5 separate regions of the Homo sapiens genome follow, and all the other regions are linked to region 2. The links are chromatin loops, found by intact Hi-C in ENCODE. Cell type or tissue: PC-3. All regions are shown on one strand. Each heading gives the region's core, and the rest is flanking DNA. Links, peaks and the distances in the headings are about the cores only.

Region 1 (6,223 bases), core at 743-5,742, 690 kb after region 2:
CGCAGGAGTTAAATCCTAGTGGCTCTCCAAACACCAGCTGCAGCCTTTCATGGGGGAGTTTCCATCCTGGGCTGATGCCTGCGGCGGCTTCAAGAGAAGAAGGAGACTCTGGGCTCCCAGAGTGAGTGTTTCACTTCCTCTCCCTCTCCCTCCTTGAGGCTGAGGAAGGAACAAAACAGAACTCTGCACCAGAGGCACTGGGAGGCGGAGGCTGCAGAAAAGGGGGGTCACCTGCCTTCTTGCTGAAGGGTAACTCAAGGCAGGCTACCTCGAAGGACACTGGGCCCTACTCTTAGACACACAGAGAGCTGGCCCCCATGCCCATAAAGCCTGTCATGTACCTGTGAAGGGCACCCCTAGTTTGAGCAAACTCGCACAAAAGAGGGGAGCCATGTAACACTCCGGGAGCACTGAGACCAAAAGGCATGGCAGAGCAGGTGAGGACTGCTGAGCCAGAAATCAAACACGGGTCCATACATTGGATGTTCATTCCACCAGTGAGGATGGGGACTGAGTGAATGTGATCTGGTTGGGGCAGGTGGTGGGCACAAGAGTCTCATGTGACCCAAAATTTCTCCCATCAACAACTTGCTATGGTGTTTAAAAACCACAATCACCAGGTTATTCCTGGGGGTAGGACTTTATTTCCAAGAATTTCCTCATTCAACATAAACCAACGTAAACATAGGAGGGGAGACATATTAGCCCATACACACTTATTGTACATTTGGCACAGAAGGGATTCTTTGACAAGCTAGCCATGTGCTATCAGAGACCAGGAACCTGGAAGGAACAGGCAATGAGCTGGGTACACTGCCTCAGTGGTAGGCAGTGTGGTGCAACAGTTAAAAGGGCTTTGCAGGCTGACTGCCTGGATTCCGAATCCAACTCACCCACACCCTCACTGTACCATCTGAGACAAGTTATTTCATCTCCCTGTGCCTTGGTTTTCCTCCTCCATAAGTGACGATTAAAATCTTTGCTTCACTTCACTTCTTCATAGGGTAAATGTGTAATAATTAAAGGAAATAGTGCAAAGAAAATGCCTGGCACAACGTAAGAGCTTAGTGACTCTTAACACGTATGGGGAGGGGGATAGAGAGATACAGAACAGGGAGGGCCTCTAGGGAGCAAATCGTTCTGTCCATGCATTCATTCACTGAGAGCTGATTGAGGGCCTCCTGCAGGAAAAGCCTAATGCTATGGCCAACAGAGAATGTCACCAGTGGGACTCTAAGTAGCTTGTGCACCAAGTCATTGTAGGGATGCTAGGGCCCCAAAGAGGGACTAAACATAAACTTCTTCCATTTTCCAGTTTTGCCTGGGTAGGCTCTCAGAACAGGCCCAGGGCTGCCTAACACGGACCCACAAGCCTCCACATGTAAAATGTTGTTTTTTTAAAGGAACAAAGTTAGCTTGTGGAGCCAGGGTGCCACCCAGTGGCCAAAGGGCACAATACCACACAAAGGCATCAGCCCACCTCTTTGCAGAGGAGGACCTGTGGCCTGAGGCCCCCGCCAATGCTGTAATGTGGGGCCCACGGGGCATCTCCTTGCACAGACCTGCACAGATAACAATCCCAAATAAGGGAGCCGGCGGTAGCTGAAATTCACATGAGAAAATGAAAAATGGATCCATAAAACCCAACAAGGGCTAAAACAGTCCCTTGGAAAATGTCCTTACTGTTTCCTTTCTCCCAGGTCGCATACCTGTGGCTGCTGCCCAGCAAGACCAGATGGTCTGTCTTCACGGTGTAGTGGCCAAAGGGCACGTGAGCCATGAGATAGCAGAAGTGAGCTGCCTCCACAAGCCCCTTCCCAGCTGCGGGAGGAAGAGAACAAGACCCAATCACGGAGCACACCCGTATGGGGAGCCATCATCTGGGTGGGATGGGAGACAGATGGAAGAGTGGCCTCGGGGGTCAGAGGGGAGAAGCCACATGGGACTAAATGAATGAGCCTTTCATAGCGTGAGTCACAGACCCCTAAACCCCACTCCTCCTCCCACAGCCCATTTGGCCTCAGACGTTACATTTCTCTTCAGCCAGAATAAGGCACAATTTCACGTTCTCCCTAAAGGACTTTTTACGAGGAATTCCCTAAACGTTTTAGTCTTTCCTCAGGGTGAAAAATGAGTTTGAAATGCCTGCACCTGAGCAAAGAAGGAGACTACTGAGAGTGGTCGTTCTTAAACTAGGCTTCCTGAGGCAGCATTGCTTTCCCTGCTGAAGTCAAACATAAAAATCATATTAATTACCAACATGTTTTGAAATGTTCTCCCATACATTTTCCACTGCCTCAAAATTGAGTTAATTCAGCTAGATACAATACCTAGCACAGTGCCTGGCCCCCAAGAAGGGCTCAACAAACATTAGTTCCCTTCCACTCAGGGTGCTGCATGGCCTCCATCTGACTTGGCACAACCTAACCCATAGCTATTAAAGTTTAACAGAGCAATATTTTAAAAAGCCTCATGGGAGCACCATGATTTCTGGATGCTCTGCTTCTTGGCTAAATTTGAGAACCACTGATCTGGAACACTCAATAGCCCCCTAAGCGTTTATAAGGCCACATTCACAGAGAGATGATAGCAAGAAAGACTACAGGGTTAACCCAGAGTGGTTCAGGCAAAAACAGAATTTCCTATCTGATTGAACTGGGTCACTGAGAAATTTACAGCAACAGGAGGCAAGGTGTCCTATGCGTTAACTCCATCCACAGGGGAATCTGACCCAGGGCTAGAAAATCAGCTGCTGAGAGGAGACTCCTACAGCAGCAGAACACCAAGTCTCAGGGGCCTGGCCTGCATTCACTCACGGCAGAAATTCTGTGAAACAGAGAGGCAAGAAGGACACGTGTTTCCCTGGAGTTTCTTTCCCCAAAACATGGAGGCTCCTGGGTCCAGGAAAAGCCTAGGGCATAGACTCTGGCCCTACCTAGAACCTGAGAATCTAAGGGCAGGATGTTTAAAGCTGACCTGGACGGGGAGGGGAGGTGAGGAGAGGGAGGGGAGGTGAGGAGAGGGACGGGGAGGGGAGGTGAGGAAAGGGACAGGGAGGGGAGGGGAGGGAAGGGACAGGGAGGGGAGCGGAGGGGAAATGCTGGTGTCGCTTACCCAGGGTGTCCCCAATGGCAACAATCGCACGCTGATACAGCTCTGGGTCCCCAGCCTGATTCGACAGAATCACAGCCAAGTGAGGCCTCCAGTCTCCCCACTGCTTTTCTCCACAACACTGAAAAGCACCAGAAAAAATAAATGTACAATCATTTAAGAATGGCCAGATGTACATAAAGAAGGCTGTTGTCTATTTCCTGGTTCAGAAGTGGTCAGAGAATGCCCACTCTACCACCTGCAATGCTGCCATTCATTGATTTAGAGCTCTCATCTTTAAAAAAGTAAAACTGTCAGAAGGACACAGATAGACAGATACGTGTACATGCATACATACATACATACATTCACAGGGATATTGGAAAATGGATAAATAAAATGACATTGCTCACTTACTATTTTTCACATTTCTCCCCAGTGCCTGACCCCCAGATAGCTAGAGACAAAACTCAGAAAAACCCTGAGGCTTCAGTGGGAGAAGGAAGATCAAACATCCTTGGCTTATGAGTAGAAGAGGCCACAGCCTGTCACAGAAGTCGGGGGAACACGGGCCTGCTTAATGTCTTACCAAATGCCTATGTTTTCTGGCTCTACAAAGCCCATTCACACACATCCTCTTAATCTTCACAGGAACCCTATGAAGTCTAGTTCCTACTGCCACTTTAAGAATAAGAAAATCAAGCCAAGTGGCCCAGCTAGGACGATGCAGAGGCAGCAGAATTCCACCAGGGGGCAAAAAAGAGTAAGCAGCGTGGTGGAAATGTACAAAGCCCCGCATCAATGGTGTTTTCCCCACAATCTCTCCCTAAGGCTGTCCTACTAAATAAAGGAGAATTTCAAGGCAGAAAATATCAATAAAGAAACAATATAATGTCATGGAAACAACACAGGCCCCAACTCGAGTCCTGCATCTTACTAGCTTACCTACCTTGAGCAAGTTTCTTAATGTCTCTGAACCTTTGTTTTCTCATCCCTAAAATGGAGATCGTAATTTCTACCTAACAGGTTATTGTTGATAATAAAATAAGATAGTTGTGTAAAGCACATCGCATGGTGCTTCACATTTGGTTTGCACTTAATCAATTACATGTAGGTATAAATACACACACACACACACACACACACACACAGTTGGAAGCTCAGCAGAGGAAAGAGGTGATTTGCATAGCCGCCTACCTTCCAATTTGTTATATAGATAGGTAGGGCAGAAGATTGCCAATAATAACTAAGATTTGGAGTTAAAACCATTCATAATTACTTGGTCTTTGTAATTATCCCAGGGAATAAAAGATGCTTTATTCAACTCCATTTTATACCCAGTCCTTGTTGATCTGGTCAATGCAGTGAGAAGAGGATGATAACAATAATGGTGATGATAAATCATAATAATAGCAGTTCTCATGTGTCACATCGAACCATGAACTATATCCTGTGCTAAGCATTTCTCCTACCAATAATCACATGTGCTAAGTCCTATTATGACCTGCATTTTAACATGTAAGCCAAACTGCTTCTTGCTGGATCTACAGAAACCAGCAAAAGGGAAGGAAATCCCTTGCTAAACACACACACACACACACACACACACACACACACACACACACACACAAAGAAAAACTTAGAGGTCATTATTCTGTCTCCTCGCTGGTGATTTGAAAAGATCACTATAAATCAGATCAATGGAGAGGCGGAGGGGACACAGTAGAGAGAGAGAGAGAGAGAGAAAGCACCAACATTTATTAATTAACGAAAATGGGCCAAGCATGATGGTTGATATGTTCAGATGTTCTCTCTCCCTTAATTTTCACAATAACTCTACTGGGCACCAAAATCCCCATAAAGATTAAAAACTGAGGCTCTGTGAAATTAAGACACAAAGCCAAGTTCCCCTGGCAGAAAGATGTACATAGAGTCCAGGTTAAACTTGTGTGAAACCCACGTCTGTGTTGTCCTGTTGCCATGCTTTTCCACCACCCCATTCATCACATGGAACTGAAGTCCAGCCTTTTAGTAGATGCTAAAGTGCTGGGAAACTCCCTAAGATCAAATACTGCATTGGCACATCACCTCTGGCTCCTCCGTTTTCTCATCTAAAAATAGGGGAAATTAAGCTAACTCTACTATTACAAAAAAAAAAAATGAACCATAGCTAATTGTATCATTTCCTGCATTTAGTACTTTGTGACATAATGCAATTCCATTCTGGAGCACAGGCCATTCCACTGAATTGTGAGGCACACTCTGTGCTACAAAATAGCCGGTTGATTTGATGATGGGGCATGAAAATCATTTCTCTTTTCTTGGAATTAGCCACAAGCCATAAGAAGGATAAAAAAAAAAAATGAAAAGTGTGAGGTCGATTTTTATTTAAACTAGTGTTCACCAAAAACCCAAGCCTCAAGATACGAGAAAAGGCTCCATTACCAAAAGTAATGGAGATTGGACAGACGTGCCTCCATGTCCCGGGAAGCCAAGAGGACACGAGGGAGAGGACCCCACAGCTCTCCCCACTGGCTGGAGAGCAGCAAAGGCAACTCAGGCTCACATGGAAAACTGGGTCCTGCAGAAAATGTCGGATGGCCTGGAATATGGCCTGGCCCATCCTCTGCACAAACCTAATATAAATAACTGGAAATAAAAATCCAGGGAAGAGTCAACTCCTTTAAAGTTATGTAATATGAGAAAACAAGCACAGAATGTATACAAATACACCCTAAGACAGAAAGAGGAAGGTAACATGAAAAATAGAGAGGAGAGAGAACATTCACTACAAAAATGTTACCACAAAACAAATGAAAAATTATCACCAAACATTTTGTCATGAATTTAAGTAAAATAATGAAGCAATTGCATCTATGAAGCAAGAGCATAATCTGAGTTACTAGAGCTCAGGAAATAGATGGTAGATAACAGGAAATGAATGTAATGTTCAGAGCTCAGGAAAAAAGTAGGGGGAAATTGAAGAAATAAAGACAGAAACAAAAGAGCACAAAAGTAAGAGACACCAGTGAAAACACAGTAAAGGACAGAGGAAGGAAAAAAGAAAGGAGGGAAGGAAGGAAGGAGGAAGGAAGGAAAGAAGGAAGGAAGGAAGAAAAGGAGGATGTAAAGG
Region 2 (6,223 bases), core at 881-5,880:
TGAGATTGCTAGATCATATGTTAGTTCTATTTTTAGTTTTCTGAGGAATTTTCATGCTGTTTTCATAATGACTGCACTAATTTACACTCCCACCAACAGTGTATTAGAGTTCCCCTTTCTCTGCATCCTGACCAGCATTTGTTATTTTCTGTCTTTTTGATAACAGCCATTCTAACTAGGGTGAGGTGACATTTCACTGTGCATTTGATTTGTATTTCCCTGATGATTAGCGATGTTGAGCATTTTATCATATACCTGCTGGCCATTTTTATGTATTCTTTTGAAAAATGTCTATTCAAGTCTTCTGACCATTAAAAAAAATGTTCTTTTGCTATTAAGTTATTTGAGTTCTTTACATATTCTGGATATTAACCCCTTATTGGACTCATAATTTGCAAATATTTTCTTCAGTTCTGTAGGTTGTCTCCTCGCTCTGTTGTTTCCTTTGCTATGCAGGAGCTTTTCAGTTTGATGTAATCCCATTTGTTTATTTTTGCTTTTGTTGCCTGTGCTTTTGAGTTCTTATCCAAAAAAACTTGCCCACATCAATGTCATAAAGCTTTTCCCCTAAACTTTATTCTATTAGTTTTATAGTTTTGAGTCTTATGTTTAAGTCTTTCATTCATTTTGAGCTGATTTTTGTACATGGTGAAAGATAGTTTTATTCTTCTGCATGTGGGTATTATGTTTTTTCAGCACCATTTATTAAAGATATTCTCCTTTCCCCAATGTGTGTTCCTGGCACCTTTGTCAAAAATCCGTTTATTTATTTTTAATTATTTTATTTTTATGCAACTCTATCATTTGCATTTCATGGACATTTGGGGAAGGTTAGACCAAGATTTGGCACTGTTATGATGAGCAGATTTGGGATGGGTGAAGAGGGTGTAAACACTTTACATTTTGTTGCTTCCTAAGGCAGTGGAGCTGGTTCTTACCAGTATAATTTGGGGGACAATGGAAAACTCATTTTTTATTAATGGATATGATTCTTTAAATTTCATCCCAAGACAAAGATTTATAAACCTGTCCCCTTTAAAATGCAAACATTCCAGTGAGGAGCAAAGCATGAAAATTAAAATCTTCAACAGGATTAGAAAGGAACAACTTTGCAATCTTCTAGAATAAGGCTTCTCAAAATATGGATCCGCTTAGTCTATTTCAGAGTGTTCATGTTGACATTTGCACTGAAGGTACAAAATAAAACTGCTGGTACTTTAATTTGAATAAAAGCAGTCATACCACATAACACTAAGAGTCATGTATTCTTCATCATTACACACTTGCACCTAAACACATAAGCACACATGCACACACACACACACACACACACACACACACTATCTTCACTTAAGAATGTCCTTAAAGCAGTAACATTTATTACTTTTATTAAATCCTGACCCTTGGGTACATGTGTTTTTAATATTCTGTAAGATGAAATGGGAAGTGCACATAAAGCAAATCTGAGGCTACTTAAGTACTATAATTATCTCAAGGAAAAATACTTTTGTGGTTGAGTTGCAAGCTGAACTAGCCACTTTTTTCATGGAACTCCATTTTTTCTTGAAAGCACAGGCAACAAATTGTGATTATTCAGACTTGAGTGTCTAGCAGGTGTTTCTCAAAAAAAAAAAATGAATTAAGCCAGACTCTGCAAGGAAAACAACTGACAGTATTTGTTGCCAATAATAAAATTTAAGCTTTTAAATGAAAATTCAAAGTTTAGAAAACTTGCATTCATCCTCATGAACTTGACATTTTCCTAATATTTAAAGACGTTGAAGAGATTGGTCATGATATTAAATAGTGAGATGTTTTAATATTATATAATGAAAAGTGTCAAAATGTGGAAGATCTGCATAACTTGGTGACCTGATATTTTCCAGATGACCAACACATGATGTTACAACATTATGCAGGATAAAAAGATCCATTCAAATTACAATATAGAACACTGGATTTAATGTAACAAAGCATGAAAAGTTCACTGATATGATTTCAGATTCCATATTGTAACTAACCTTTAAGAAACTACCATCTGTTTAGTTTAGTGTAGTACCAAAGATGAAAATCCACAATTATGAAAACAGATTGAATGTAGAAGCAAATATGAGAGTGCAGCTCTTTTCTGCTAAGCCTGATATTAAAGAGATTTGCAAACATGCAAAGCCATGCCACTCTCCTTGCTAAATTTGTTTTGTTTCAGAACATACAGTTGTCATGAAAATGTTATGTTATATGTAATGGGTTTATTAATGTTATCTCTAAATGAAATAACAAATGTTGATTTTCTCGGTTTTGATTTCTAAAATGGTAAATCTCAATAGCTCTAAGCCACATGTACAAATATGGGGATTCAATAATTTTTAACAGTATGAAGGGGATCAGAGATCAAAATATGAGGGCAGTGGTTCTAGAGCAAGCTTCCTGACTTCACAGGTGAGTAACTGAGGCCATGAGAGGGGATGTGACTCATTCACGGTAAGACAACTGTGATTAGATCACATCTTTGCAAACCACTGTTCCAATGTTTGTTTTTTCTACTACTCAACACTGTAAACCATGACTTCATGTGAATAAGCTAATCAACTACTGTCTGATGAGAAAGTTGGCTGGGAGAGGCTCTGATGTAGATCAGTGGAGACAGAGCTTTCTTACAGCATGTGAATGACAGGCCAGGTGAGAGGCCAAGGGGCCTCTTCCAGGCTCTGGGCACCTCCAGCTGAGGGGATGTGGGCTGAGAGGAGATGAGTGGCTGCAAGTGGAGGAAGAACATTACCTACTTCAGATTTTATGCCTCTTGCTCTGAAACGAGGTCAGCTTTTCCTTATCCCTTGGCTTTTCCCCCAGGGAGTTTGCCCGTTGGAAGGTGAACAACTTGGCTCTGGAAAGGAAGGACTTCTTCAGTTTGCCATTGCCTCTTGCCCCAGAGTTTATCCGGAACATTCGCCTCCTTGGAAGGAGACCCAATCTGCAACAGGTTACAGAAAATCTGATTAAAAAGTACGGCACTCATTTCTTACTTTCTGCCACCCTTGGAGGTAAGCAACATCACAATCCCAAGCTAATTGGTTGCCAGACCATTGGAAATAACGTTAAGACTCGTGTAGCGTAGCTCCAACAGTCTTATCTTCTTCCGGGCCTTTTATTGCCTGAGAAGTCTTTCTGGTGCATTTGAAAACAGTGCAGTCTCTTGACATCTCAATTTACCCCAGAACATCTCTATTTAATTATTCCCTGAGGAGGGGAAGTTGGGTATGGCGGTTGGAGGTGGACAGGCTCCTAACAAGCACTTGCCAGCAGGGGGCACTCCCAGTTTTCGCTCCGCTGAGTCACCCAACCCCTGAGGCTTCGCCACTTTCTAATGTTTGCTGTGGCTACAATGGTCAGACCCACAGGCAAAAAAGTCGAAGTCCCTGGAGTCCCTGACCCCTCTTCCTCTCTATAACGATTGGAAACTGTCCAAACCAACTCCAGTAGTTCTGGGCTGATGAATCATCCTCTTGTGGGGCGGAGAGTGGGGGTAGGGTGGAGCAATGTGGGCTAGGACCCAGGGCAGGATCAAAATCTCTGAAGATGCAGAGCTCCCTCTGCCCTGGGAAGAAGGAAGCAGGATTTATTATAACATTTAGCTCACTGTCCAATCGACTAAAACAAGCTCTCCCAGGGCTCGGGCCAGCTGTCGGCACGCGGCAGGTGTTGAGTGTTTGATGGGGAGGAGGGAGATGCCCCTTCAAGGCTTTTGCCCTTCCTGAGGGAGCAGAAAAAGCCACGAAGACTCCTCGTAAACAACTTGAGAGAGAGAATTGTGTCTCCCCTATGAAGATGGATTGCTTGAGACAGAGTTCAATAGAAGATGTTAAACAGATAAGCTGAGGGCAGGGGGACTGAGCTTTGGAAGAGGGCCTTTCAGGCAGCGAGGCCGCTGGCCTGTGGCTCCCTCTGATGAGCTTCTTCTAAAGATGGTAAGGGCTGGGGGAAGAGCTTGGCAGCAGGGGCTGCACTCTCTCTCAGCTGTGTCTATCTTGGCCAAGGGTTTTATGTTCCTATTGGTAGGGGATTCGAGAGCAGAGAGCGTCACCAATACACTCGTGTTGTTCACCATAGGAGAAGAGTCCCTGACCATTTTTGTGGACAAGCAGAAACTGGGAAGAAAGACAGAGACAACAGGAGGTGCCTCTATAATCGGGGGCAGTGGGAACAGCACAGCTGTGTCCCTGGAGACCCTGCACCAGCTGGCCGCCTCCTACTTCATCGACAGAGAGAGCACGCTGCGACGGCTGCACCATATCCAGATAGCCACGGGGGCCATCAAGGTAATGACCTGAGAGGTACAGGGAAGGGGATGGGGGAAGCACTGAGGAACCAGGGGGAGGCCAGAGCCTCAACCATCTCTAGGTCAGCTGGGCCGACTGATGGAAGAGGAAAAGAAGCTTTCTGATGAAGACACAGCCAGCCTTCAGACACGATGGGGTCATTCATTCCACTGCAGACACTCACAGAGCACCCACTCTGAGGCAGGCTACAGCAGAGGCACGTCTGTGAATGGCAGTCAAGGTCCCCATGCTCACAGAGGTTGCACTCTGGTGGAGGATGGAAAAACAACAAAGTTATTTCTAATGATAAATAAAGACAAGACAGAGTCATAGGTGTACATTTCCTGGGGCGTGGGGAGGGAGCAGCTCATACGATTATTATTAGATTGATCATGGAGGGCACTTTGGGGTTTAGACTTTGAGCTCTGAATGATAAGAAACCAGCTGTGTGGAGAAGTGAGCGGAAAGTGTTCAGGCAGACAGAACAAAGTACTAAGTACTTGTTCCAAGTAAGTACTAAGGCCTTTTAGCAGGAACCAGCCTGGTGCCTTGTTGGGGCACAGAGAAGACTGCTGAGATGATGGGGAGGTGAATAACAAAGAGAAGATGAGGTTTGGCTGGAGCCAGGTTATGTGCCATGAGAAGGAATTTTAATATAAGTGAAAGTGCAGTGAAAAACCACTGGAAAGATTTAACAGGGGAGTAACATGATCTCATGAGTGTTTTTAAGAGATCAATAGTTATTGTGACTTTAATAACTATAACCTTCATCATATCTTCTCTACTTACACCTAAGAGGTTTCTAGTAAAGTTCATGTTGTTTTAGGGAAAACCAGTGAAAATACTGTACTTGAGAATACAGTTTTTTAAAAATTCTAAGCAAAATGTTAAGGTACTGAAAATACTTCAAAGTTGTCTTATATCCTGCTTTTATCCCATGTGAAACTCACAAGCAAATTTTGTTTATTTATTAATTCATTCAATAAGTATTTACTGAGCACGTATTATTTGTCAGGCACTGTTTGGGGTCCTGAGAATACAAGAATGAACAAAAGCTGTAAAGTTCCTGCCCTGATAAAGCTTGAATTCTAATAGCAGAGAGATCATTCATAAATATACAGGCAATAGCTCATTTTGTTATGGTTTGCTTCATTGCATTTTGCAGATACTGTGGTTTTGTTTTTGTTTTTGTTTTTGTTTTTACAAATTGAAAGTTTATGGCAACGCTGTGTCAAACAAGTTTCCTGGCACTATTTTTGGCACTATTTTTCCAACAGCATGTGCTTACTTCGTATCTCTGATAATTCTCACAGTATTTTAAACTTTTTCATTGTTATTTTATCTGTTATGGTGATCTGTGATATGTGACCTTTAATGTCACTTTTATAATTGTTTTGGAGTGTCACAAATTGCACCCATATGTGATAACAAACTTCGTCAATAAATGATGTGTGCTCTGACTGGTCCACCAACTGGCTGTTCCCCTATCTCTCTCACTTTTCTCAGGCCTCCCTATTCCCTGAGACACAACAATATTGAAATTAGGCCAATTATTAACCTTAGTGGCTTCTAAGTTTTCAAGTGAAAGAGTCAGACATCTCTCACTTGAAATCAAAAGCTAGAAATAAATGATTAGGCATAGTGAGGAAGGCATGTCAGAAGCTGAGAAAGGCCAAAACCTAGGCCGCTTGCAACAAACAGTTAGCCAAGTTGCAAATGCAAAGAAAAAGTCCTTGAAAGACATTAAAAGTGCTAGTCCGGTGAATACAAGAATGATAAAAAAGCCAAACAGCCTTCTTGCTGATATGAAGGAAGTTTGAGTGGTCTGGATAGAAGATCAAACCAGCCACAACATTCCCCGAAGCCAAAGCCTAATCCAGAGTAAGGCCCTGACTCTGGTTAATTCT
Region 3 (6,223 bases), core at 870-5,869, 75 kb before region 2:
GGTCTACCTCCTAATGATTTCTCAAAGCCATCCTCTCCTCCTCACCCCTCGTGCTACTGTCTGATGCCAGGCTCTCACCCTTCTCTCCAGCATCTTCCCAGGACTTGATCTCTGTATCTCTTCCCTTGAAGGCTAGCCAGTCCAGTCTCTTCCCTGCAGCCAGGATGATCTTTCAAAATAGTAAATTTGACCATGCTTTTCCTCTTACTGTAATTCTCCAGTGACTCCCCACTATTGTCAAAATAACAATTGCTTAGCATAACAAACAGGAGCTCCTTCATGAGCTGGTCCAATAACCTCTCTGTGCATCTTTCCTACATCCCGCTTCTCACAGCAGCCACTTCAAACACCAGGCAGCTCCCTCAGCACTCTGGAGCCTTAGAGGTCTTGAGTTGTTTTCATGCAGAATCTTCCCCTGTCCTATTCTCTGCTTCTTGAAGGGTTACTGAGCTTTAAGACTCTGTAAATAGTATCCCTCTATGAAGTCTTCTCTGAAACTCTGGGACAGAATTAATTGCCTCCCCCTCTAGACTCCTACACATCTTGTTCAAATTCTGTTTTTGCTCTGTACTCACCACACCATTCTGACTTGTTGATATGGCCATCTCCTGCACCAAGCAGCAGGGCTGGGATCGAGGCTCGAAGACATACTTCTCTGAAAATACTTATTGAGTATATTATTAAGAGTGTGTAGTGCTGGGTCATATTCCTAGGCACTGAGGATTCAGCAAACAGCAACACAGATAAAAGGTCTGCCCTCAAGTTGCTTCCATTCTAGACAGAAGGTATGATTATAATCATGATAATCATGGTTATTATGGACATTGCCGATAATAGCTAACACCTTAATAGTACTTAAGTGTCAGGCAGACACTGTACTGAAGTTTTACACAAATAAACTCATTTGATCCTATAAGGTAAGTAGGTTTGTTATTTTATAGACGCTGAGTTGAAAGCCCAGAGAGGCTAAGTAACTTGCCCAAGACCACACAGCTAGTAACTAGGGGAGCTGGCATTCTAATCAAGTTTAGACCCCGAGTCCACATTCTTTATTACTATGGTATCCAGAAAAATAACAATATAAACAAATAAATAATTTCAAGTGCTGATAATGAAGAAGATAAAATAGAGTATTGTCAGACAGAGTGACTGAGGCATCGGTCAGGGAAAGTCTCTTAGAGAAAGTAACATTCAAATTGAGGTGTAATTTGTCAATTGAGAAAAGTAGAAATTCTAGAGTTGGATCTGGGAATCTAAAGAGGAGAAAAATTGTTTCTTCTATGTAACCAAGACACTAGCTGCTGTGATGTTCACTTGTCACTGCTGGAGGTACCACACTCAAGCCTGGGTGGCCTTGGGGTACAGCAAATAGCCCAAATGTTCCCAAACCTATCCCCTATCAATCTATTTGTCCCTCCTGTTCTTTTGGGTTAAGACATATCTCAGAAGGTGTCCAGTATGCTGCATCCTACAAGGGTAGGAAGCATGGCACACACACACTCTTTCTCTCACACACACACTCTTTCTCTCACACACACACACCTGTTTTGCTGAACCACTTTATTTCACTTCTCTCCTGTGAACAACGTGTCACTCAGAACCTTAGCAAAGTGACAGACAGAGGCATAGCAAAAGGGCTGGGGACAACCCAGAGGCATGAGTAAAAGGGGAAAAGAAAATTATTTTTTAACAAGATGAGAAGTGAATTGGACTGGAGGGAGAAATGGGAATTTGATCAAGGAGGGGTATGCAGAGGGGGTTGATTCTGAGATGCTGGCAGTGTTCTGTTTCTTGACCCGAGGGCAAGTTTGCTCTACAATTTTATGTATATACACACACATCTATACACACATATGTACGTATGTATTCACACACACGCACACCCCGTATATACACATGCATGCATCTATACCTTCTGAATGAATATCTCTTATAATAAAAGGTTAAAGAAATGATTTGGCGAGCAGATGAAATGGGTGGGACAAGTTCATACATATTTAATATACTCCCAATGCCTATTTTATGATAAAAATTGTACTAGGTTCATTTTTACTTATATTATCTCATTTAATTTTTATTACAACCTTATGAAGTAAGTGTCATTCCTGTTTTGCATATGGAAACTGAGGAAGGCAAAGCATAGAGGAGCAACCAACATTCAGACTCTGGGCTCTTGCCCCTGCACCATGCCCTCTGCCTTCCACCCTGGGTGGCTCTGAGGTTCAATGGGGTGGGTGACTTTTGGGTAAGACAAACCTGGGCATCAATCTGGTCATAGTCACTTACCCACTGTGTGACCTCTGCTATGTGTGGCTTGTATCAGCCTCAGTACCCCCACCTAGTAAAATGGATATTACACCTTATGTTGCACAAAAATTGTAAAGATTAAAGACAATGATTGACAAATAGCAGAGTTGAGCATCCTTAAGCCTGGAGGAAAAGGTTTCCCTGAATTATACAAGGACATATTCACAGTGGTTTTCATCTCTCAAAAAAGCAGTGGAAGACTTTCATCAATAAACCCTTACCTAAAACCCCAATATATAAAGCAGATAAAAGGGGAGCTCTCTCGTTGGAGCAGGCCTAGGGGGTCTGGAGCTCCGCCACCTGTTTCTTCTCTTTCCTCACCCACAAGTGTTCCCTAGGGCAACTCCTTGGAACCTAAAAGTATTCAAAACACATTGAAGACCACTGCAGAAGTTCTTTAAAAAGCAAAACTTGTGATTCATTTAAAATCACAGGTGATATATTAAAATTGATTTTAAAATATAAGACTTTCACTCACCCAGACACATCTGCGAAGTTCTGTGAGACTAGGACCAATCATTGTTGTTCTCCCTCGTTCTCAGTAATTGAAAATGCAAGGAGTTCAATGTCTATGAATGAGCGCCTGCTGTGTGCCAGGCACTATACTAGATGCTGAGAGTATGCACTGTAAGATCTCTTTCAAGTCTAACAACTCTCTATGAAGTAGATACTATTATTCTCGTTTTGAAGATGAAAAAATAAAATGGGTACAGAGAGGTTAAGTCAATTACCCAAGATCTCACATCTAGTGAATAGTGGAGTTGGGATTCAAACAAGTGTTGCAGGATGAATTAGAAAGCCAGAATTTTGCCATTAACTCCTGCAGCCTCTTCAACAGTGGACTGGGAGGAACAAGTGCCTTGCTCAAAGTTTCGTGCTTTTTCCCAATACTCCTCAGTTGTGATTTTTTTTCTTCTGTTTTCATTAGGGTACCCAGGTCTCCCAGAACGAAGGCAGCGGTCCTCCCTCGCGGGGAGCCCCAGCTCAGGGAGGGCAGAACATCAGGCCCAGCGGCAGCGGGTAGCTGGTGACTGGGGCCTGCCTGTCCCTCACTCCGGTTCATGCCCCATCCCCACCACGAGGCTGCCGGGCTGAGAGCGCGGAGACTCCTGCTAGGCTGTAGTCTGGCAGGCCGGGGGACTGGGTTTACTGGAAGAGTGTGAGGTGGGGATGCAGAGGGAGGTCCTTGAAATCCCCTTGAGACATAGAAATAACTAAGCACGCAGTGAGGACTGTGGGGGCAGCTAATGTCTGCCACCCCCTCACTCGGTGTTCAGCCATTTATCATCAATACGTCGTTAGGCAGGAGCAGGGGCAGGTGGCTGACGGGTGTGCCGGCGGCTGGCGGGGTCTTGGGAGGCGCCCTGCACACGCCTCTTCTTTCTGAAATCTCCGACCTTTCGGATTTGAGCCGCGAGGGACCGCGGAGCAAGGGCAGCCTCCTCCGGAAGCCTCGGGTCACTAGAGACCCCTAGAGGCGAAAAGCTGTGTTACAAGCCCCCGGCCGCAGAGGCGCAGGCGGGATTCTTGCCCCGGAGGTTGCCGAGGAGTGGCCGGTACCTTTCCTAAAACCCTTATCTGTAAGTACACTCCGGCAAGCTCGAAAGGGACAGCAGGGGAGCCATGTGTGCGTGCGCGTGTGCGGAGAAGGAATGGGGAGGGACAGTTGCATTTGCAGAAGCAATCCTGTCTGGAACTAAGCTGATTAGTCCTGGTGCCGTCCCTCCCTCCCTGCCCCACCCCTCCCATCCTCCCTGCCCCACCCCTCCCATCCTCCCTTAGCTCCCTCACTCAGCCTCACTCAGCCCCTGCAGCAATCCAGAGACTGCCCTCTTTGGCAACTCCCCACCACCTCCATCAAGATAATATCCTTCCCTCAGGGCCCTTCACACCTCTCAGTAACCTGATCAACTAATTTGTGTTAAGGTATTAATGACTAATAATGATTTAATGTGCTGCCCTCCCAATTAACACTAGAACATTTCAAAAGAGAAATTCACAGATTTTAACCCAAGTGAGACATGGTGCTTTTCCTTGTTGAGAGGAATTGTAGGCCCTTCAAAACGAACCATACAGACAGCTGCTGATTCTTTACATACGCTGCATCACTCCTGAGCTTAGCAATGTTTGGAGGCTTTATGCAAAGGCTCAAGCAGAATTTCCCAAAGAGGGCTGCTCTGAGCTACAACCCTTAAAGAACGCACCAGTACAGGCTTAATGAAGAAAAGAAACCTGGTGCCGCAATATCATGTCTTTAGAAGTTTCGATGGTTTTTTTTTGCTCTCGTATGTGACGACATGGTCATTGAGAGAAGAGGCTCAGGCATGGTGAACTTGGGTTCAAGTCTTTGGCAGGCTCTGCTACGTACCATGTATTTGATCTTGCCAAGTTACTTTACTACATTAGCCTCAGGATGCACATCTGTGAAATGGATGTGGTACAACTCACAGGGTTAGAGTATGAAATGAAATAATGCAGAATTAGTACTCATCAAGTCTGATATGTAGAATGCTCCATAAATGACAGTTCTTTTTCTTAAACTTAGGGGTTTTGTTGTTGTTGTTGTTGTTTTTCTTTTTTTTTCTTTTCTTTTTTTTCTTTTTTTGCCCTGTCTCAAACTCTCAGTGCAGGGCAGCATGCAAATGCTGTATTTATTTATTATTTAAAAGCAGGATGAAGCAATCCAGCCTCCTAGGCATGGTTGGTTTGGTAATGAACTAGATTTCTTTCCAGGTGATGGCAGTGTGTGAGCTTTTTTTTTTTTTTTTTTTTTTTTTCTTTTTCTGCTTCGTTTCTTTAGATGTATCTCACAAATGCAGTGAGCAAAATGGATTTGGCAGTGACTTAAAAAGACTTCATGTATTTTGGAAAGAAAAAAAAAAGCCACAACAAAAACTGGTTTGTTTTTGTGATATATGGTTCATGTGATATGACAAAAATCCATTTTTATGCTTAGGAAAATTGGCTAATTTTAAAACAGTTGACACATGCCATATGCATATAGAGTAATGATGGATTTTGCTCAGGCAAACAACAGAAGAACACAGGGCCAGCAATATCTTTGTTAGGGCTTTAGTTGCTTAAATTCTTATTTGATGGGCAGATCTGCCCCACGTAGGAGAGGAGAGTGACAGGAAAAATGGACTCATCATGGCCTCAGGTAATGGAGTCAGATATTTGATCATAAAGATACTAAGCTTAGGACACAGACACTGTGTTTTCATTAAATCAGTGAGAAGAGACTTGGGAATGTACCAATGTAGCAAGCTTATATTCAAGAAAGTAAACAGTTTATGAAGATATTTTCTGGATAAAAGGTGTGGATGGTGCAAAGGATACTGACGTGGTGAACCATCATATTAAACTTACCCTGGTCATTCTTCCTGTTGGAGACATGAATGATTTTTGAACTTCAAATACTGTTTATAATGTGCTTTGGGTTCCTCTGGTTTACAGTTCTGCATAAATCACACTGAAAAGGGAATCCCACATGTTTTCCATTACTGCTAGATAGGGAAAAGAGACTGCATATGAAAGTAAGATGCTACAAAGATGGGACATTCAATGAGAAATAATTATGAAAACTTTTTTAAAGAGAGAGATAAGTGCTCTATTATCTTGATTTCCTTCCACTTTCAGTTCCCCATACACATCGACCAGATACCCAGCTCCTTATAGGCCGATGGTATGCAATCTACTTGACTCATAAAAGCATTTGGCTTTTATTTTACTTTATTTCTTTCAAGGCAAGATTTAATTAGTGACTGCAGAGAAAAAAAGCTGAACAGCTTAGAGGAGGTTTATGGTTAGGTTTGTAGGACTCAGCAATTTGACATTCTAATCCTGTCATTTCTCACCTTAAACTGAACAGAGTCAGCAGGGTTTTTTCCCCATAATTCATCCAGTTATTAGGTCT
Region 4 (6,223 bases), core at 498-5,497, 100 kb after region 2:
GGGCACGGGGGTGTGAGGGCGCTGATGTGGAAACAGTATAGCATCAGCAAGGAGCTGCACAATCTAGTGTGCAGGACGTTTTGTGTATAGATCAAAGGGGAGAAGAGAAGACACCAAAATATCAGGGCTGAATGTCAGCTAGGGATTGGGAATTTTGTTTCATAGGAGCCTTGGAAGATTTGTTTTTAATATTTCAAGCCTATTAGTAACATGATCAAATTGGGAGTTGTGGTAGAATAAAGGAGAAATGGGACAGGAAGAGACTAGAGGCTGAAATGAGTTAGGAAAGCCCTGCAATAGACCTAGAAGGGCAGGGGAGGGGGAGAAGTGGGCATGGAGTCAACACTGAGAAAGCAGAAGCGACTGATCCGGTGATTAAAAAAGGCAAAGGAGAGAAGAAGCCAGTGGGGATTAGGAGGAATCTGCACCTCCAGCTTGAGCAACTGGGTTAACAGTGGCACCATCCATTCATACGCAGAATGGAGAAAAATGGGAGGTATAATAGGACGCAATTTGAAATGCGCACACACTGTTGAGGGAACCACGTGAGTCTTTAAGAAGTATTTCCTGTCCTTGGAGTCTGCAGAAGCCTTGGGATTGTCATCATCTCCAAAATGAACCAGGAATAATATCATTTTTTGCCTCAATCATCCTTTCCTGCCTCTCAATCCACCTTCCTCTGTACGTACCAAACTGTTCCTTCTGCTCTGCCTTTTCGAGTTGTGCTTGTTTCCCTGCTGATCATGTGTACCCTTACTATAAAGCTAGCATTATCTCCACATTTTGTTGCTTCAAAACTGAACACAAGCATAGCCAAGGCACCAAGGAGACACCACTAGCTGTTTGTTGACTTGAACTACACAGAGCTAAAGATTCAAAGGAGAGAAAGCCTTTCTGTAGTTTTTGTATATATTTAAAACTTTCTTAGCTTAGTAGCTGTTGGGAAGTTTAGAAACACACACACACACACACACACACACACACACACACACACACAGAGAGAAATAAAAATAAAAGCAGGGCGGCTCCTGCTTGGGAGAGACCTTGCCCTTCTCTTTTCTTTGCATATTTAGCTAATTGTCATTATTAGAACCCCACCTTCCAGGCAAGCTGGTAGCAGCACCCAGAGGTTTAAAAATTGTTGGGAAGGTGGGGAGACGAGATGGCATCACTCTTCTGTGTCAGACAGGGACTCTGAGTAAGCACAAGTAACAAGGAGACCTTGAGATCAGGGCAGCTTCTGTGAAGAGTGGGCAGGCAAGCTCAGCCCTGGCAACACCTGGGCACATGACTCTTTCCTAAGTCATAGGAGGCTCCCACTGAGAGAGAGACTGTCTTCTCAGATGGTCCATTACTGCAGGATTACAATCGTAAGAATTAGCTTAGATCCCTTATGAGAGGGACCAGATTGAAGACAATATGCTGCTTAGTTTCCCTAGTTCTCTTCCGTTGCAAACAAGGCTCTAAAAATGCTCTGCAGAACTAAGTCATGAATCATGTAGGAGAGAGCAGGAAAGTCTAGGATGAAGGAGGAACTGCTACCAAAAAAATGAAAACAAACCACAGGATGGGGACTCAATGGCAGGAACTGAAGGGTAAAAGATCCTGTAGCAGGAGTCCCACGGATGTGTACAGAGAGATGAGGGAAAGAAGTCTGAGAATGGAGAAAATTGGGGAAAGGAGCAATAAGAGTTGCCAGAACATTGTCCTATGAATTGTGAAGTAGTCCTAAGACAGGTAGATTCACACAGCTGGTGGATTCACATACCTGGGTGGGCACACGGAGAGTTATTTGCAGACATAGATCAAGCTAGTCTCTAGCACCACCCCGGCTCCCCGACCTTCCCTTCTGGCACTGAGGTCATTGGCATCCCAGAGAGGACCAGTGGTCTCAGTCTTCTGACTTGGGATCACAAAGGCAAAACTCTAGAGGCCTCATGCAGGTTATGTAAGTTGAGTGAACCCAACTAGGTATAGGAAAAATCATCCACCTGGATCTCACTATTGATAGAAACCTGGATACAGAAAAATATGTCTTGACCATCAGGGAATCTGCAGTGTGAGGGGATGACAAAAGGGACTGGCAGTCAACCACAATGTCAGAAGACAATGGGGTGTGGTGGGCTAGGTAGTACACAAGGGGGTCTGTGCCAAGCTGAAGGGTAGGGTCACCCTCCTACAACGCATCATCAGCATTGGAGACTGCGTGTCCAGTGCCTGTTACATATGATTTTTGAGAGAAGCTATACTAATTTTTATATGATGTCTGCCAACTTAAAAATATTCAGATTTTTAGATGTTACAATTGATATACACAGGCACGTTGCATTCAGCCTGCAAGCAGTCAATTTAAAATCCCTGCTCCACTCCAATCTTTCTCATTTTGTATATGGGGAAACAGGCCCATAGAGATGTCTTGCCCTCTGTTGCACTGTGAATTGGGGCAAAGACCACATCTAGAGCCTAGGTCTCCCCAAACCCAGGCCTCCTGCATCTCCTATTGTTTCAGCTTGTTTCTCTGGTTTCCTCAGCCTTACTCCCCACTCTCAGAATCTGTTTTGGCCTCGTATGCTGCCCCCTGGTCGTCAATAACATCACTGCATTATTCCACTCAGCATCCTGTGTACCACACATGTACACCTGCCCCCAAAAAGTCAACAAAAAACTTAATCCTTCAGGACCTGTAGTGAGTTGAGTTGTTCACATTCCCACAAACATGTTCACATCCTAATCCCAGAACCTGTGAATGCTAGTTTATTTGGAAAAAGAGTCTTTGCCGAGGTAATTAAGTTAAAGATGTCGAGATGAGGACGTCATTCTGAGTTAAATGAGCAGGTCCTAAGTGAGTGGTGTCCTTATAAGAGGAAGAGCACAGACAGAAGAGGAGGAGGTAATGTGCCCCTGGATGCAGAGATTGCAGTGATGTGGGCATAAGTCAAGCAAGTCAGCAGCCACCAGAAGGTGGAAGAGGAAAATAATAGATTTCCCCTCAGGGCCTCCAGAGGAGGCACAATCCTGCCAACAGGTTGATTTCAGACTTCTGGCCCCCAAAACTTTGCAAGAGCTAACTGTTGTTTTAAGCCACCTGGTTTATTATAATTTGTTACAGAAGCCACAGGAAACTAATACAGAATGCTTTCTTCTGCTAAGGGATAGGAATTTCCTGTGAGAGTAATAACAGTAATAACTACCATTTTGGGGACATTTCATCTGTACCAGGTCCATATGTTTCCTACAGTCCTCATACCATTTTAAAAAATAGATGTTATCTCCTTCCTTACCCCTCTGCCCACCTATTACAGAAACAGGGAAACAGACACCTAGAAGCCACATAGCTCCTAAGCAGTAGAGTCACGATTTGAACCCCAAGTTCTTTATTCTCACTACATTACCCATAGGGAACTCCCTCAAGTAAGCTTATATAACAGTGAACTTGCAAAGCTCCGAAGAGTGGCTCTTATGGTGGAAGTTTCCGTTCTAATAGGTCACTGTAGACATTTTTGTTTGACGATTACTACACTTCTAAGATTTAATATGTTAAGCTAAATTATGCCAATTAATATTAACAGAAAGAATCATGCTTGGTGCACAGCTCTGTGTCCTGGGCTCATGGTTGAGGCAGAGCTGTGCTAATGCACATGACTTTCAGTTGCAGGCATTGTTGGGCTGTGTCCTAAGGTGAATCAACATAAAGAAAAGCCCTGGCTGCTCGTGCACTGATAACTTCATCTTTTCGGACATCTGGGAACTACCGCCACAATGTCTGGAAAAAAAATGACTTCAAACTAATGCAGCAGAGGCAAACCATGGTTTGGCCAAAAATGGAACAGAATTTACAAGGGAAAAGGGAAGTTCCTGGAGTAATATGGTGAGTAGATTCTGATCCAGAAAAATAAGACTTAAGTATGGATTTTAAATGTTAAGCTTGAGTAGTTAGAGAATTAAAGTTAATCCCTTTAAGCCTCAATTTGCAAATCTGTAAAATGTAAAAATAGAAATAATATGTACATATTATATGGAACAGTTTCTGGCACATATTTGGTTCTCAGTGAATAGTGCTTATTAAATTATTGATGCTGTTGCTATGAATTGTGCTGAGCTCACTCTCTGCCTTATTATACAAAATTTTGACTAAAATATTCTGTAAGAGAATATCACAAAACCATCCCATCACTAGCTTATTTTTTTCTTTTTATAGTTATATTAAGAATTGCAATCCCACACCAGAAATAAGCACCCTTTCAAATTATCCTTTAAAATAACTTGTTGCAAGCATACATAAATTCACTTCACGTATAATATTTTTTCAATTGACTTAGAGTCTGTGAAATCAGACTTGTTAGAGGAAAAAAAATCTATAAAGGCTGCATTCATTCATCCACCAGATATTTATGGAGGAACATCTCCAGAATCAATGCAAAGTGCATAATTGCCCTAAGAGCTATGGGTAAAATGCCATGGGATTATAAACGGAAAAACACAGAGAAGTTGGTTAATTAAAAAATTAAGTGTAAATTCAGAAGAGAGAGAATTACTCTTCAGTAATACATGAGGTTGGGGAGGGAATAAGAGAAATGACAAAAAAGCACAACACAAGGGGAGGCTGTGTGAAGGCGGCTGACTTCTGATTGGATCCTAAAGGAGAGGTCATGTTTCATTGTGCAGAAAAAGGGCTTTCTAATCAAAAAAGAGACAGAAAAATTCTACATGTCTAGGGAAAGCAGCAAATGAGTCTGCTTAATGGGGTAAAGGGTAAATAAAAGTGGATATTTGATTTGATATTGGAAAGGTAAGTAGGAGAGGCTTCAAATATAACCTGAGCATTGTGATCCTTAGTTGCTAGATTATGTGTGTCCTTAACAACCTTAGTCAATGACAGATATGATCAGAAATGGGTATTTTGCAATTTAAGTGTGTAGTCTATGTTGGTGGGAATGAAGGCAGAGAGGATGGTTAGGAGACCATTTTAATAACCTAGATGAGAAGAGAATGAATGTTTAGTTGGGTGGATAAGAAGGGAGTGAAAGAAAACAGAGAGTTAGCTGAGAGACCACCGAATGATTAGATGTGCCAGGCTGAGGGGGAAAAAGTCAAGGATGACTCACAAGTTTTAAATCTAAATGTCTAGGAAAATCTTCTGATAGTAACCTGAATAAAGAACATTGAACAGTGGCAAACTTTTCTGGAAAAACTGATATGCTTAGTTTGGTATGCATGAAGATGCCCATCATGGAAATAAAAAAAAAAAAATGAATTTAGAGAAAGTTTGGCCCTGAAGATTGAGAAGGATAAAGCTCTACATAAGATAATAGTAAATAGCCTTGAGTGAGCTTAAGATTACTAGGAAGAACATAAGGAAAAAGAAAAGAAGGAGACATAGACAGACTCTTGAGGGCAACATCTAATTTCATGTGGGTAGAAGTAAAATATCATGCTGAGAAAGGGCAATCTGGGAGTCAGGAAGAAAATAAAATTATTCCAAGGGCTCTGTATTAGTCAAGGTTCTCCAGTGAAAAAAAATCAATAGAAAGAAAAGGAAAGAAAGAGAAAGAGAGAGAAAGAAAGAGAGTGGGGGAGGGAGGGAGAGAAAGATAAATGAGGAAGGTGGGAAGGAGGGAAGAGAGAAAGGGGGAAAAGGAGGAAGGAAGGAAGAAAGGAAGGAAGGGAAGAGAAGATAAGAAAGGAAAAAAGAAGGAAGGGAAGAAGGAGGTAAGGGAAGGAGGAAGGGAAAGATAAGAAAGGAGGAAATGAAGGGGAGAAACAAGGAAGGAAGTTAGTTAGTTATTAGGGGAAATAACGTACAAGATTATGGAGGCTGAGAAGTCTCACACAGACCATCTGCAAGCTGGCGACCCAGGGAAGCCAGTAGGATGGCTCAGTCCAAGTCCGAAGGCCTGAGAACCAGATGAGAAGACAGTGTAACTCTCAGTCCAAAGCTGAATGCATGAGAACTGGGGGCACCACTCATATAAATTGCAGAGTCCAAAGGCCATAGAACCTGGAGTTCTGATGTCCAAAGATAGGAGAAGAAGGGTGTCTTAGTTCCAGAAGAGAAAGAGATAATTCATCTCTCCTCTGCCTTTCTGTTCTATCTGGGCCCTCAGCTAATTGGACGGTGCCTGCCAGGTTGGGTAAGGGTGGATCTTTCTTACTCAGTTCATTGACTCAAATGCCAGTCTCCTCCAGAAACACCCTCACAGACAAACTCAGAAATAATGCTTTA
Region 5 (6,223 bases), core at 715-5,714, 51 kb after region 2:
AGGTATCGATCTGTTGTTTGTCAGGCAGGGTTCTATGTGCAAGGATTCAATGATGCCATCATTTCTACCCTGAAAAAAATATCACAAATCTTTGTTATCTGCCTTCTGCTTTCCTACTTAGAACAGAAATGTCCCAATTTTGAGACATTGATTAGCTGTGCAGCCAGTTGAGGTACAGATCCCCAGACCCCATCCTTGCACCTCTGATTCTGTGGGGCCACAGGGAGGCCCTTGGGGACCAGCACCTGCCAGCTAGCCTCAAGGCTGCTGTTGCTCAGTCTCAAACAATCTCCCTTGTTTCTCATAAGCAAACACAGGGTAACTTTTCTCTACTACACCCATTCATCCACACGTTTATTTGTTCATTTGACTATTATTGCATGCCTATGGTGTAAGTCTTTGTTCTAGGGGCTGTCAAAGAAATAAAGGTAAATCAGAACAGAATGTCTTATAGGCTCTTCTAGTTTATGAAATGTCTCCATATGCACAATTTTGTTTGATTTGTGGACTAAAAAATATCTCCCTTTTAGAGATAGTCTGATTTGCCCAAGATCACACCTGAGCAAGCATTAGGGACTGAAATCAAGATCACATAGTAAGTAGCAGGGACTGGAACCAAGCACAGTTATGTCTTCCAACTTGACACAAGAATTTGCCCTGAAGAAGGTTATCTTGTGAGTGGTGGAAATTTCATACTTAGGAGTCTGGAGCCAGGAGAAGGAAAAGGGAGGAAGAGAAAGGAAAAGGATCATGGAAGCCAGAGTGTGTAGATGAGAGGTAGAAAGGGCCAACTAGTCCTTGGAGTGCCTGTTAGCTAGCCTCAAGGCTGTTCCCAGTCCCAAGGTGGCAGAGGCCAAAGGAAGGATTCCCTTGCACCTCTGAGTCTGGACTGAGCTCTGGAAGCCTCTGGAAATCTTCCCCCTCTTCCTCATTTCCCTAGCTGTAAGGAACCTCTCCTGTCCCAACAAAGGGGGGTGTCCTGCAAAGGCCTGATTTATCCATAGCACAGCAGCTTTGTACCCTGTGGCACCTCTGCTCCATGATGACTCGTGGAATAGAGTGGGTCCTACCGCATACCCTGCGCCCCACCCCTAGGCTTGCTGCTTAGCCCTGGGACTTGCCCTGACAGGCTTGAGCTTGTGGGTGTGGAGGAAACTCACTATGTAGTTGTGTGCAGGCTGGCAAAGGCCCCCCACCCCAGACTGGCCCTCACCTCTTCCTCCCCTTACCAGACCCCCTGGGGCTCTGGAGAACAGGTTGTCAGTTAAGCAGACCTGACAGCTGACAGCTTTCCCGAACAGCCGGAGCACGGTTAGCTTTCCTTCTTTTCTTTTTCCTCTTCTTCCTTTCCCCTGTTGTTGTTGCAAGACTGGAAGCCTGACTGGAATTTAAAGCAAGGCTTTGGCGTAAAAATATATGCTAGCACCAAGCCCCACTTTCAGCTTCCCTCTCAGATTGGCAGCTGTCCACTTTCTGGGGTCGAAGAAGAGAACAGCTGCAAATTGTTAGAGGAGGGGTGGCAGCGGGGGGTGTGGGAATGGGCTCTCTGATGCCCCAGTAACCTTCTCTGTCTGGACACTGGTCTTGTTTTATTTGGGGCGCAGGAGGGGCAGGAAATCCTCCAGGGAAGCTCTGTAATCTGTCCTCCTGATGCTTATCCTCAGGTCCCTTTGCTCTCCTGGAATCTGAGATGCCACGAGGCTCCCAGTCTGCTGCTAATCCATCCTTCTCATGTTATCTGTCTGTTCCCCTATCAGTCCCTGCTTAAGGCAGATAGATAAATAGATGGATAGATAAGAAGAGACTCTAAGCAGCTTAAATAAACTATCCTATTTACATCTCCAGGTCCAATCTATCAATCCATCTTCTGTCTATTGTGAGTGTATTCTCTCTCAATCTGCCCCTTCAGCCTCCATTAACCACTCATCTGTCTTCCTTTTGCCCTACACTTTCCCTTTCTACTCTCCATTTCCCGACGTCAAAATAAATCCAAACCTGAGACACAATGAGGCATGCCTTTCCATTCCAGTTATCCCAGAAGGGTAGCCACAGTGGCTGACGTTGGTGGCTTCCTGTGACTGTCCTCAGGAAATACACAAATGTCCTTTATAATGTCAGGGGACAAACAACAAGTGTCAGATCTGCTGGGCTAGGCCTGTGTTCACAGTTTTACAAATAGAGTGAGAGTTTCCCAATCTAGGCTCTCTTGGGATAAGGAAGGTGATGGGGAATGGCAATGGGCTGGGGTGGAGGAGAAGAGGCAGGTAAGCTATTTGAATCAATGAGGAGACCTAAGCATTGTGCATTTGTACACAAAATAGTTTTCTTACTTTTCAAATGATTTGGACTACTGGTTGAAGTGAAGGAGTAGGAGAAGAGAGAGGAAAAGGTGGGGATTTTCTAAATTTCATAATTCACACTATCTATTGACCTTCAAACAGTTAATTTCTTTAGATCCTCTGAACTTCAGGTTTTACTGCTAACAGCATAAGGGACTATTTTGAATAATGACCTTCCCAGTAAATGAAATGAAAATTCATGATATTAATCATAAATGAAAATATCAACAATTTGAAAGAAAGAGAGGAAGAAAAGAAAAAAAGAAAGAACACCAATTTCATCAAATCAGGAGCGTTTTCTACTTGTCAGACACACGTACCAAAAAAGGTAAGTCATCTTGCCCTTTCCTTGGGGCCACCAGCATCTAATTGTGTTCATCTTGGAAAATACAGCAAATCTGTAGTTTCTCATTGCCCTTATGAAGACCACCACAATCCTAAGCCATAATCTATCCCCAGACTTCAGTCCCCAGCTCTTGGCCCTGATACCTTCTCTGATGCCTACACATCCCTTCTGTTGACTTCTGGATAAATGTGAGCAAAAAAAGACATCACCTTCATCCAGAGACTTTTAAGTGGAAGAACATAATGAGACATGGTAGACCTTTGTTAAAAGTGGAACATAGAAATTCTGTGATTGGCATGCTCCTCTGACACAGAGGATGTGACTCGCCACAGGAGGACAGCACCATCCTTGGGTCCTGTGAAGTCTGAGTCCAGTAACCAAAGGAAAAGGGGCAGTGAGGCTCCCAGCTGCTGCACCCCTACTCCAGGAGATCCCATGCCAGCTTTCAGAGCTGCCTGAGGACCTGCCTCCCTGCCAATGTTGGAGACTGCTGGTGACAAATGATCAGAGCATCCCTGGAACAGAGGCAAAGTAAAGACAGGAGAAGCAGGGCTCAGAGGCAAGCACTTTTACCCTCCAGTGCTGGAGAGGCTCTGAAAACAAACAAACAAATAAACCACTTGAGGTCCCATTGCAGCCTAGGAAAATACAGTTAACATTTTACTCATCCACCACTTAATAGGCATTAGCTAGCTCAATTTGGGGCATGTGATACTTATTTATAAGCATAGGATGGTGAGTGTCAGAAGATGTCAATAAGTAATTATGAGTTCTGTAGAAGAAAAGGACCATTCTTTAACCCAGTCAGACGAATATTTGAAGGTTAGTATTTTTGAAATTGGAGAACATTGGTCTCATGTACATTATTTTAGAATCAAAAATTCTGAATAAATATTACCTTAAGAAATGAAAGGGGATAGGAGCTAGGAAAACTAGGCCTTACGTGTCCTGATTCTGCCATCGGAAAAATCATTCAATGCTCCTGACTTATCTAGATTATTTTTAATTGGGGAAATGGAGATTATGTTACCTTACACTTTAGAGGACTATGTTTCTCAGGGATCCTCCCTAAGAAATGATTCATAATTCTGAGGCATTCAGTGATTCATCATTTAGGGGAAGAAATGCTTCCTCCTTACTTTAGAAATAATCCCTAAAAAAGAGAAAAGCCAACAGTAAAGCAGAAAGACAAGCCATCCTATATCTCTACTTACTCAAGACAAAAAAGGAGAAAGAAAGAGGCTTTAAATCATGGAGTCTGTGATGACAAGGGACCTCCTGAGAGGAAATGCCATAGAGTAAGTAGTAGGTACACAATGTATGAATTGATGGATGAGTAAATGAATGATTGAATGAGCCAAAAGGGGCCTGTGGCTGTCTCACATGACCACTTGGTACACAGCACATCTCTAGTGAAGGAAGTTGCAAGAATTTCAGGAAAATCTTTAAAATAGATTGCTTAGTGTGATATTTTAGGAATGGTTCCATATGAAGGTGGTGGGAAAAGTTAGATCAGTGTATGAAACTGCTCTATCACATCACCCAGGGAACTTCTTAAAATGCAGATTCCCAGGTCCCATCTCAAACTCACTGAATTAGAATCCCCAAGGTGATGCTGGCAACTGTATTTAATGGGCTGCCAGCTTCTTCTCATGTAGGCCAGGATTTGCAGGTCCCTAAATTAGCATTTGGGAGCTATTATTCTAGACAATATCACAAGGGCCCTTCCAGCCCACACATTCTGTGATTCTGTGGAACTGATAAAAGGGAGAAGAGATATAGGCAAGGACAGTTCATTCCTTTCACATTTATAGAACACATACTAGGTTCAAAGAATTGGAAATATAACAGTGGATGAGAATGCACAGTTGTATTGCTCTGGGCTTTTGCTGTGAAAGAACAACTTGATCTCCAGAGAAGAGGAACAGAGATCTACCCCCTATCACCAAGACAATCCTGTAAGACATGAACTTTTTTTTTTAAAAAAAGTTATTTTTCACACAATAAAAATAATTTCTTAGGTTGTATAAAGTTTTCTTTTAATAAAGCACTTTTACAGATGGTATTCACATGACACAACCAGGTAGGTGTGGTTATTACCCTTACTTCATAGAAGAGAAAACAGAGGCTTAGGAAAGTTGAAATACTTTCCTGGGATCATGTAGCTTATATGTAGGGGGACCAGGAATCCAATCCAGGTTTTGAAATTGTAATATAATGCTATTTTTTACCATTCCCTAGAGATTCTTCACCTGTGGAGTCTGGCTTAGGTGTCCTGTGAAATTGCTGATATTTTTTCCTAGTTTATCTCTGTGATGATATCATCTCCTGAATCAAGGAAAGTGCCATCTGCTTTAGTCAAATAAAATCCAGATCCGCAGAGAGAAGGGCAGCTGGACTGATTGGCTTTGACTTTTCTCCAAGACTCATCTTCTCTTGCTAAGATTTTCCAAAGTGTGTTCCTCAGAATGCAAATCCAGCAAAAAGTACGTGAAAGGAGAGTTGCTTTGTCATTGAGGCTCGAGAAACACTCTGTGACTCTCAGCTCATCCTAGAGATCCACAGTACTCAGAATGTATTAAAGGCTAGGGTGGGTTGAACAGTGGACCTGTGAAAAGATATAAATCCCTGGAATCTCTGAATGTTACCTTAGATGGCAAAAGATATTACGACATTGAGGGTCTTGAAAGGAGGAGCTTATCTGGTATTATCGAGTTGGCCGTAAATGCCATCACATGTGTCATTACAAGAGGGAGGCAGAGATTCCACATACACACTGCAGAAGGTGACATGAAGATACAGTGGACAGAGATTTGAAGATCCTGGCCTTGCAGACTGGAAGGATGTGCTCACAAGTCAAGAAATGCTGACAACCACCAGAAGCTGGAAGGGGCAAGAAGCGGAGTCTCCCCTAGCCCTCCCAGAAGGAGCACAGCCCTGCCAACACCTTGATTTCAGCCCCGTGACACTGCTTTCAGGCTTCTGACCTCCAGAACTGTGAGAGAATAAATTTATGCTGCTTTAAGCCACCAACTTTGTGGGAGTTTATTATGGTAGCCGCAGAAAACTAATACAAAGGCCTTGAGAAGTATTACTGGGAATAAACCTGTTTAAATTGCTTAACCCAATATTCCCCAAACTTATTGGACGATGGCCTGCTTTGCCCCATAAGGCTTAATAATAGTCCAACAGAACACACATAATATACAACCCACTTTGGAAAATGCTGCCTGAGGGAAATCTTTTGCTAATTACTAGGGCTACCACTGCTGCTCTGGGGACAGAGATACTCCTATTTAGAGTTCTGAACAAACATGAGTCAGGACCCTGTCCTGCCAACCCTATAGCACAGCTGAGACCAGGGGGAATATTTAAATAAGATTTCCTGAATGCTGGGGGTAACAAAAGAGAAAACCCAAAAGGGATATAAAGATGCAAAATAACATAAAACTGGATAATTCTGATGCCGAAGAACTTTTTTGCAGTGGTTTTGATTTGGGGAGAGTATAGGGATGCTGCTTTGGCTACCCCTGGCCAC

The links. Hi-C counts contacts between places; a loop is a spot of excess contacts. Peaks named below come from ENCODE experiments on the same cell type or tissue, not always from the same donor. Only the 100,000 strongest peaks of a DNase experiment are listed, where the experiment ranks them.
Region 1: it touches region 2 in a loop (5-fold over the local background); 32 of 110 quality-filtered maps call a loop at or near these places.
Region 3: a loop joins it to region 2, with 5 times the contacts of the local background. A loop is called at or near these places in 3 of 110 quality-filtered maps.
Region 4: it touches region 2 in a loop (8-fold over the local background); 37 of 110 quality-filtered maps call a loop at or near these places.
Region 5: it touches region 2 in a loop (4-fold over the local background); 6 of 110 quality-filtered maps call a loop at or near these places.

Annotation. Positions count from the first base shown.
Region 1 is chr1:177,944,711-177,950,933 of GRCh38, forward strand. CRYZL2P-SEC16B (CRYZL2P-SEC16B readthrough) reads right to left here. Exons shown (of 32, transcript NM_001356506.2): 19 at 3,115-3,232; 20 at 1,710-1,821. SEC16B (SEC16 homolog B, endoplasmic reticulum export factor) reads right to left here. Exons shown (of 26, transcript NM_033127.4): 13 at 3,115-3,232; 14 at 1,710-1,821. Among named protein-coding and RNA genes, the nearest start is that of SEC16B, 22 kb to the right of the region's middle. In PC-3, for the core only: CTCF peaks have their summits at 1,438 (motif pointing left), 1,641, 3,827 (motif pointing right) and 4,028; DNase peaks (open chromatin) are centred at 1,441 and 3,821; H3K4me3 peaks cover 470 bases.
Region 2 is chr1:177,253,069-177,259,291 of GRCh38, forward strand. BRINP2 (BMP/retinoic acid inducible neural specific 2) reads left to right here. Exons shown (of 8, transcript NM_021165.4): 3 at 2,851-3,041; 4 at 4,108-4,316. It overlaps LOC105371625 (a long non-coding RNA gene), which reads right to left and starts at 2,971. Exons shown (of 3, transcript XR_922299.4): 1 at 2,784-2,971. RefSeq lists an enhancer at 2,412-3,611. In PC-3, for the core only: CTCF peaks have their summits at 3,279 (motif pointing right) and 3,478; DNase peaks (open chromatin) are centred at 2,493 and 3,443; H3K4me3 peaks cover 1,875 bases; H3K27ac peaks cover 3,395 bases.
Region 3 is chr1:177,178,079-177,184,301 of GRCh38, forward strand. All of the region lies in intron 1 of BRINP2 (BMP/retinoic acid inducible neural specific 2), which reads left to right. Among named protein-coding and RNA genes, the nearest start is that of BRINP2, 10 kb to the left of the region's middle. RefSeq lists an enhancer at 3,458-4,019. In PC-3, for the core only: a CTCF peak has its summit at 3,797 (motif pointing left); a DNase peak (open chromatin) is centred at 3,823; H3K4me3 peaks cover 643 bases.
Region 4 is chr1:177,353,198-177,359,420 of GRCh38, forward strand. LINC01645 (long intergenic non-protein coding RNA 1645) reads left to right here. Exons shown (of 4, transcript NR_126001.1): 2 at 3,650-3,868. Among named protein-coding and RNA genes, the nearest start is that of LINC01645, 4.7 kb to the left of the region's middle. In PC-3, for the core only: a CTCF peak has its summit at 2,596 (motif pointing left); a DNase peak (open chromatin) is centred at 2,584.
Region 5 is chr1:177,304,123-177,310,345 of GRCh38, forward strand. No RefSeq gene overlaps it. Among named protein-coding and RNA genes, the nearest start is that of LINC01645, 44 kb to the right of the region's middle. In PC-3, for the core only: no CTCF peak of the experiment used is centred there; a DNase peak (open chromatin) is centred at 3,779; H3K4me3 peaks cover 321 bases; H3K27ac peaks cover 2,595 bases.